3 separate regions of the Homo sapiens genome follow, and all the other regions are linked to region 3. The links are chromatin contacts, found by Hi-C or POLR2A ChIA-PET in ENCODE. All regions are on one chromosome and are shown on one strand. Each heading gives the region's core, a stretch centred on a gene start or an enhancer-like site at or near the end of the contact. The rest is flanking DNA. Distances are from core to core; before and after follow the strand shown.

Region 1 (2,700 bases), core at 173-2,672, 950 kb before region 3:
ACAGGCCAAATTGCAATACCATGTCTTGTACACATCCTGGACAGACTCCAGCCTCCTGCCTCAAGCAGGCCCCCTTTTTCGTGTCGCTCTGCCTATATGAAGTCATAAACTATGGCTGAACACTGGGACCGAGGGCTTCTCTTAAGGTCCGAGCCCTGAAGCTTAACAACCTTTAGAAAAGGGTAGGGAGGATGAAAGATGAAAGTCCACAAAAATTTATGATAGACCACTTAAGGAACCTGAGTCCTAGACCTGGACTCAAGGAATCGTCCAAAGCACCGTACCAGACTGGCTCCTCTGGGGCGAAGGAACCGGGGCAGCTAAACCTCTGCAAAAACACACAATCGAAAGCTGTAGGGAGTGCCTAAGATGGCTAATTGTGAGGAGCGGCCCACCCGGGAGGGTGCCTACTGAGGGATGCTCTCGGGAGGCTGCCTCAGATGGAGGCCTTGGGGAGGAGGGGCAAAGGGGTCCCCGAGAGTGCTCGGGAAAGGGTGTAGGCGGAGGTCAGGTGTAGGCCTAGAAACTCGGGGTGCGACACGACCCTGGGCCGACCAGGCCGCGGCGCCCCGCCCTTTCCCGGGACGCGGGGCCGGCTCGGGGCGGGGAGCGGGCGGGCGAGCGGACGCTTACAGGTCGGTGCCGAGCCGCGTGAAGCCGGAGTTGAGCGAGGCCCGGGCTATCCGGCGCCAGAGCAGATCGCAGCTGGTGAAGCGCCGCAGCCAGCGGCACACCTGGGCCAGGCGGCCGAGGGCCCGCATGTCCAGGTAGGAGCAGATGAGCAGCAGCAGCTCCTCCGGCAGGCGCCAGAGCGCAGGCCCCGCGGCCGGGCGGGCAGCCGACTCCCGAGCCGCCTCCTCCTCCTCCTCCTCCTCCCCGGCCGCCGCCGCCATGGCCACCCCTGTCCCCGCGATGTCGGCCCAAGCCTGACCCCCTCGTCCCTGTGCTCTTCCCGGCCTGGCGCCCTCCCGCCGCCTAGCCCTGACCCTCCATTCCTCCTTCTTCCCATACTCTCTTCCTTGTGCCTCCTTCCCGGCCCCTGCGCTCCCCTCGACTCCCTTGACGATGCCTCTCGCCCCTTCCTCCACGCTTCTGCCTCCCTCTGCTTCCTCCCTTGGGCATGCCCTCGCTCCCGCGTCAGCCCCCGGCCCGGCTGCCTCCTTCGCCGTCTGCGGCCCGGGCTTCCCTTCCGCCCCGCTTCCTCTTCCGCCTTGCCCCGCTCTCGCTTTTCCCTTCCCCTTCCCCTTCCTTCGCTTCCCCCTCGCCACCCTCCCTTCCTGCAGCTTCCTCGCCTCTCCGCCCTCGCCCTCGCCGGGCCCGCCGTTCCCGGGGGGCCCCGAGCGGCCCTGGCTGCCCATGAGCGGCCGCGGGGCCGGCCCGACGCGGAGCCCAGCCCGAGCCGCCACCGCCGCCGCCCCGGGAGGAGGCGACACCATGTCGGACCGGGTCACATGGGGCGGCGCGGGCCGAGCCCTGGGCACGCCCCTCACACCTGCAGCCTTGGAGCCACTTCGGGGTGCGGGCTGGGGCCGGGGCGCTGACACCACCCCCGCATCCCCGAGAGCGCTTGGTGGAAGCACAGGAGTTCGCGCTGCAAACACGTGAGGCCGGTTTCAGGGCCCTGCCTGAGGCCACAAGAGGACCCGCTGCCCTCAGGAAGCGGCCATTTGGAGCACCTGCCCTCAAGAAGCCCCTAGTTGGGTGGCCTTGCCCCTCTAGAAGCCCTCCTCTTCCTCGAGTGATGCCTCCTTTCCACGGGCCACATGTGAGGGCCCAACGAATCTGCAGCCCTAGAAGTTGACAGGTTCCATAGCTTAGGTTCTCACACAGGCCCGGAAGCACGGTCCTGGCGTGAGCTTGGGTGTTAGACGTATTTGGGGATTTGCAGTCTTCTAGATCCTGAGTCCATAACTTCAAAAACAGTCATGTATCAGGAAATGGCACAGCTAGGGCTTCTTATCAGTCACCACCCAAGTGCAAGTGGATTCTCCAAGGACTCAGCATCCATTCTTCATACCACCCATTCGATTCACATGGCATTAATCTGAAGGGAGAGCTACTGAGGTCTAGACCTGTGCTGTCCAACAGTGTCCTCCCTCGTCACATGTGGCTGCTGAGCATTTGAAATGTGGCTAATACAAATTGAAATGAGCTATAAGTGAGAAATGCACACCAGATTTTGAAGCCATACAAAAAAAAGAATGCAAAATATCTCATTAATAATTTTATATTGATTACGTGTTGAAGTGTTAATATTTTGGATACGCTGTATTGGGCTAAATACAATATATTTTAATGTAACTACTAGAAAATTTAAAATTATACATGGGACTTGCATTTGTGGCTCGGGTTATTTTTCTATTAGCATTGGGCTAGGCAGTAAAACTTGGAGGAGGGGAGGAAGATGCCAATTTCTGTCTGTTTATCCTGTACTCCAAATCCAGGTAGGAAGGATTGGAGAGTTTTCTTTTGTACTTATCTACATCTTAACACTCATTTTCAGGGAGCAGGGAAGAATAAAAATTGACCCTGAAAATTATTCAACACCTAGCATAGCCAAAGAGAAACCTAGGGAAGCAACTACATTGTATTATGGTGCTGCAAGAAGCATCATGTAACAAGGTCAGACCGGAATCTGGCTTTGCCCTAGAATTACTTTTTGATCTTAGCAAAACAACAACAAAAAGCCCCACCTATCTT
Region 2 (2,700 bases), core at 172-2,671, 590 kb before region 3:
TTGGGAGATCGAGGTGGGTGAATCATCTGAGGTCAGAAGTTTGAGACCAGCCTGGCCAACATGGCGAAACCCTGTCTCTACTAAAAATACAAAAATTAGCCGGGCGTGGTAGCTCACGTCTGTAATCCCAGCTGCTTGGGGGGCTGACGGGGAAGAATCGCTCGAACCTGGAAGGCGGAGGTTGCAGTGAGCCGAGATCACGCCATTGCACTCCAGCCTGGGCAACGAGAGCGAAACTCCGTCTCAAAAAAACAAAAAACAAAACAAACAAACAAACAAAAAAAAAAAGGCCGGGCGCGGTGGCTCACGCCTTTAATCACAGCACTTTGGGAGGCCGAGGCGGGCGGATCACCTGAGGTTGGGAGTTCGAGACCAGCCTGACCAACATGGAGAAATCCCGTCTCTATCAAAAATATAAAATTAGCTGGGCGTGGTAGCGCAAGGCTGAGGCAGGAGAATCGCTTGAACCCCGGAGGCAGAGGTTGTGGTAAGCCGAGATCGGGCAACTGCACTCCAGACTGGGCGACAACAGCGAAACTCCATCTCAAAATAAATAAATAAATAAATAAATAAATAAAATAAAATAAAAAACTTTCTGGAGAGGAAGAACTGCGGAGGGTCGGATGATCCAGTGACATACATTTGGGTATGGCCCAAGTTTCTGCTTCCCCATTCGCCAGGGGCAGCACGCCTCAGCTTCTCCTTCTCCAGGGGACCAGGTTTCTCTCTACTTTTTCCTTCCCTATACCCTCCTGGGAACAGGTTCCTTTCCTGGGCTCTCGCCGAGTAACCCAAAGAAAACACAGTAGCTTCACTGATTCCGTGTGAAGAGTGGGTTAAAGCCTGTCAGAGCCTGGAGAGGGACAGGACTGGAGCCCTTCCGGGACACCTGAAGACTTCGCACAAACCCGCTTTCCTCTATCCCTGAGATTCTCAGAGGTGCCTTGCCCTACGCCCGCACCCCAGGACCAAGAACAGCAGGAGAGGAAGCTCTCGGGGCAGCTGGCGGGGTCAAAGGTCAGCACCTCGGAAGCCAGAAGGCCCCGCAGGGATGCGGGAGAGGGACGTGACCGGGACCGTGTGGTCCGAGGGACCGGCCGCTGGAAGAGCGAAGCCGTTTCTCTCTAGGCTCGGCCGCCCCCAGGCCCAGCCCTCCCCGGCATACGCAGCTTCAGCAGCCGTCCTCCCTCCCTCTCCCCTCGCGTCCTCGTCGTCCCCGCGGCCAGCGCAGGCCCCGCCCCCAGAACCGCCTCGGGGCCAAGGCCTAGTATGGCAGGACCCGCAGGGTTGGTCAGGTTCGAGGACCGGGCCGGGCCTGGCCGCCGCCGCTTACCGAGCCCGCGGCTCCTCCTCTACCACCCGCGCCGTTCCCGGGCCCGCTCGCTCTCGACGCCACCGACGCTGCCGCTGCTCCGGGCTCACGGGCGCGCTCCCGACCTCCCCGACCCTTCCCGTGTCCCCGCGCCCCGCCGGGTCCTAAAGCCCGGCGCGCAATGGGTTAGTCCACGCCCGCTTCCTGAGACCGGCTCAGACCACGATTCCCAGCAAGCATCGCAAAGACTACAACTCCCGAAAGGCATCGCGAGAAATAAATTCGCAGTGGACTTGTCTATTGAGGGCCTACTGGGTCGCAATAGCAGTTTTCCGAAACATGGCCGACTCTTTGACCTCAGCAATTTTACTTCTAGGAATACATGTATCCTCTAGAAATACTGGCGAAGTTTGGAAAGATATATTTTCCAAATGTGTATTACAACTTTGTACGTGAAAGATTGAAAACAAACTCATTCTTTCAACAAATACGTGTGTGCCTGATAAGTGCAAAGTAGCGTGTAAAGCTCTATTAACTTGGCCAGAAATCTATTTTCTTTTCTTTTCCTTTTTTTTTTTTTTGAGACAGGATCTTGCCCTTGCCCAGGCTGGAGTGCCGCAGTGGCACAATTACAGCTCAGTGCAGCCTCCACCTCCTAGGCTCAAGCAGTCCTCCTGCCTCTGCCTCTGGTAGCTGGGATTACAGGCACGTGCCACCACTCCCTGCCTCTGAGTCTTTGTTTTCTTTTTTTTTTTTTTTTTCGAGATGGTGTCTCACTCTATTGCCCAGGCTGGAGTGCAGTGGTGCGATCTCGGCTCACTGCAACCTCTGCCTCCCGGGTTCAAGAGAGTCTCCTGCCTCAGCCTCCCCAGTAGCTGGGATTACAGGAGTGTACCACCACGCCCGGCTAATTTTTGTATTTTTTAGTAGAGACAAGGTTTCACCATGTTGCCAGGCTGGTCTCAAGCTCCTGGCCTCAGGTGATCCACCCGCCTCTGCCTCCCAAAATGCTGGGATTACAGGCGTGAGCCACCGCACCCAGCCTGAGTCTCTGTTTTTTTATACACAAATGGAAGGTTTAAAAAGATGTGCTATAACAGCAAGAATACTATTAAAAAGAAAAAACAAGTAAAAAAAATAAAATAAGCCAGGCGCGGTGGCTCACACCTGTAATCCCAACACTTTGGAAGGCAAAGGCGGGTGGATCACCTGAGGTCAGGAGTTCGAGACCAGCCTGGCCAACATGGTGAAACCCCATCTCTACTAAAAATACAAAAAATGGCCGGGCGTGTTGGCAGTCCTCTGTAATCCCAGCTACTCGGGAGGCTGAGGCAGGAGAATCGCTTGAACCTGGGAGGCGAAGGTTGCAGTGAGCCAAGATCGCGCCA
Region 3 (2,700 bases), core at 147-2,646:
ACTGACCATTGACCTTGGCAGATTTCTGCAGTTCTTTAAGCCATGGTTTCCTTATTAATAGAGGAATAAATGCCTATCTTGCTAGGTAGTTTAAAGTGCCAGGGATGAAGTTAAAAGTATTAAGGACATCGGGAAATCTCCCCACACTGAACCTTTGCATTTCCCTGCTCAGTTCCACCGGACTGCTGAGCAGACCGACAAACGCTCCTTTCCCTCTGGGTAAAAAGAGCCACGGGTCTTCACTTCAGGCCCAGGAAGAGGTGGTCCCACTACGCCGTGGCATCATCGCTTTTTTAACAAGCGCGGAAAACCCCCTCCCATCCCAATGTTTAATGTACCGAAGTTTGTGAGAGTCACGTGAGACTCTCGGGTCTGCCCCGCCTTAGGGAGGTGGAGCCTCAGCTTGTGGGCCAATAGCAGGAGCAGCCTCCGGAACAGCCCCAACGCGACAGGGAAAGGGGGAGGAGCCGGGCGCCCGGCCCTGTAACTGTACTTCCGGAAAGCACGCCCCGCCCCTTCCCCCCCACCGCGCCCGTTTCTTTCGCCAGTGCCGGGTGGGCCGAACCGGCGGGTGCCGATTAAAGGCGCCGCCTGCCGCTTTCTCCTCGCCCCCCAGCGCCGCAGCTCTCCGCCCCCTTCCCGAGTAGCGGGACCGGCCTTGATGTAGGGACACCACCCCCCGTCTCCTTCCGCCCCAGCCCGGGAGCTCGGCTCGCTGCAGCCCCTGGCCCTCCCGTTTCCCCACCCTGCCTGCCCCGCTCTGCTCCGAACCCATTGTATACGGCCGGCTGCGGACTCCCAGGCCGGGCCGTGGCGGGGGCCCCGGGACCCCCGAGTGCCCCTCCGGCTGGTCCCGCGGGCCGCGGCATCTCCGCCGCCGCCTTCCTCGCGGCGGCGGCGAGGGCGCCCTTTCCTCCCCGCGCGGGTGACGGGGACGCACCCCCACCCCGGGGCGCCCCTTCGCGGGGGGAGAGCCGGGCCCGAGCAAGTCGAGGCAGGAAAGGGCCGCCACGGACTGCCCGGCCCGCCGATCGTTTTTATTATCGAGATTATTATTAAAAGGGGGCGGGGACCCCAGGACGCGGGGGAGGGGCTGGATACGCAGGTATTTTTATTAAACAGATTATTCCTGAAATAATAATACGCGCAAGATGGCTGAAGGTGGCTGTGATGAGAGTGTTGGGGTTGGGATTTTTTTCTTCCTGTTTTTTCTTTTTTGATCTGAGGATAAAGCTCTGAGGCGACAGCGGCTGCGGAGACCCTGCCCGAAGCGCCCTCCCCTCCCTTGAGAAGCCGCGGGCAGACAGACGGACCTCGGACCGAGCAACGGGTGCGGGCCCGCCCCGGACGCGTCGCCTGGGCAGCAGCCGGGGACCGCGGGCTCTCGCCTTTCTGCCGACTTCTTCCAATTCTCATCTTCTTTTATTTTTTGGACAGGACCGGGGTGGGTGGAGCAGAGGTGGAGAGAAATCGGGACTTGGCATTTTCTCCCTCTCTCTCTCCTAATTTGTTGGAGGCCGCCAGCCCTCCCCTTGGAAAAAAAAAAATCCCACCAAAAAAAAAAAAAAAAGAATCAGGAGCGAGAGGACGCCGCGGGGCCCTCAGCGAGCGCGCCCAGACCCCGGCCGCCGCCGCGGAGCCCAAGATGGCTGGGCGCTGAGGGTGGCGGCTCGGCCTGGCCCCGCCGCCGCAGGCTGGCTCCGACCGCAGCCCCGAGCCTTCCAGGCCCCAGCAGAGGCCGAGAAGAAAAGAAAGTGGGGAGGAGGGGGCCGGGGGGGCGAAGGGGGAGGGCCGGGGGAGGGGAGGGGAGGGCCGGGAGCCGAGCCTCCTGTTCATTAGCAGTTGAGAAAAATTCCTTTCTAGTTTGATCAATCCTTGTTTTCCTCGGCAGAGCCCGGGCGCCCGCCCAGCGCGGAGACGGGCGCGCGGGGTCTCTCCGCGGCGGGGGCGCCGGGCCTCGGGGGAGCGCAGAAGTAGCCGCCCGGGGGTCAGGCCGGAGCGCCGCCGGGGCTTCTCCCTCCCTCCCTCGCCGGTTGCCTTTTTTTCCACTTCTCTCCCTCCCCCTTCCGTTTCTATTTGTGAAGGGAGGAGGAAGGCAGAGGCGGGCTGGTGTCTCTGGCCGGGGACTGGAATTTCATCTGAATGACTGCCCCTGCGCGCACGCAGCGCCCCGGAGTCGGCCCGCCCGCGCCCCGCAGCCCGCGCCCGGCCAGCCAGCCGGGGGACGCCTGCACCGTGGCCCGGGGACCGCCGGCCTGCCCCTCCCGCCCCGTCCGGATCTAGCAGCCCTCGGCGCGGCCGCCCTCGCCTCCTGGCCCCGCAGACCCCGGGCTCCGGCCCCTGCGAGGGAGGTGCGGCGCCGACGAGCCAGGCAGGAGCCGCCGCTGCCGCCGCCGCCGGAAGAAGTGTGCTGCTCCCAAGCTCCGTCTGCCGCGGGGCGCGCCCCAATGTCAGCCGCGGGGACGAGCGCAGGCCGCGGGCCGCCACTGCCCTAGCCGCGCCGACGGGGAGGCGGCCTCTTATATGGAATTTGGACCCCGGCGCTCCCCTCCAAGGCTGGAGTCCCGGCCGCGGCCCTGGCGCAGTCCGCCGCCTCCCGCTAGGCGCTCGGGAGGAGGAGGAGACGCAGCCCGCTGCGCGCGCGGCGTGAGGACCGCGGCTCCCTCCTCCGGGGGGCGGGCACGCGGAAGGCGCTGCTGA

Evidence for each region. Hi-C counts contacts between places; a loop is a spot of excess contacts on that map. ChIA-PET counts read pairs that join two places held with the same protein, here RNA polymerase II (POLR2A). Pooled maps may share reads with other maps.
Region 1: a loop to region 3 is called in a map of CD8-positive, alpha-beta T cell, with 9 times the contacts of the local background. The contact joins the promoter of FBXW4 here to the promoter of TRIM8-DT in region 3. A Hi-C loop is called at or near these places in 2 of 168 maps with a recorded cell type or tissue (CD8-positive, alpha-beta T cell and OCI-LY7), 1 of 37 single-sample maps with no recorded cell type and 9 of 50 pooled maps. POLR2A ChIA-PET finds 5 or more read pairs at or near these places in 1 of 52 experiments (WTC11).
Region 2: a loop to region 3 is called in a map of naive thymus-derived CD4-positive, alpha-beta T cell, with 7 times the contacts of the local background. The contact joins the promoter of ARMH3 here to the promoter of TRIM8-DT in region 3. A Hi-C loop is called at or near these places in 2 of 168 maps with a recorded cell type or tissue (B cell and naive thymus-derived CD4-positive, alpha-beta T cell), 1 of 37 single-sample maps with no recorded cell type and 10 of 50 pooled maps. POLR2A ChIA-PET finds 5 or more read pairs at or near these places in 1 of 52 experiments (activated CD8-positive, alpha-beta memory T cell).

What each region holds. Positions count from the first base shown.
Region 1 is chr10:101,693,748-101,696,447 of GRCh38, forward strand. FBXW4 (F-box and WD repeat domain containing 4) reads right to left here and starts at 1,423. Exons shown (of 9, transcript NM_022039.4): 1 at 634-1,423. The coding sequence starts at 1,358. RefSeq lists an enhancer at 103-182 and silencers at 493-952, 1,233-1,282, 1,313-1,592.
Region 2 is chr10:102,054,752-102,057,451 of GRCh38, forward strand. ARMH3 (armadillo like helical domain containing 3) reads right to left here and starts at 1,422. Exons shown (of 26, transcript NM_024541.3): 1 at 1,334-1,422. RefSeq lists a silencer at 1,122-1,511.
Region 3 is chr10:102,641,793-102,644,492 of GRCh38, forward strand. It overlaps TRIM8-DT (TRIM8 divergent transcript), which reads right to left and starts at 1,397. Exons shown (of 1, transcript NR_186489.1): 1 at 1,000-1,397. TRIM8 (tripartite motif containing 8) reads left to right here and starts at 2,687. Exons shown (of 6, transcript NM_030912.3): 1 at 2,687-2,700. RefSeq lists silencers at 387-1,016, 1,347-1,406, 1,677-1,776, 1,857-2,700 and enhancers at 1,325-2,079, 2,080-2,700.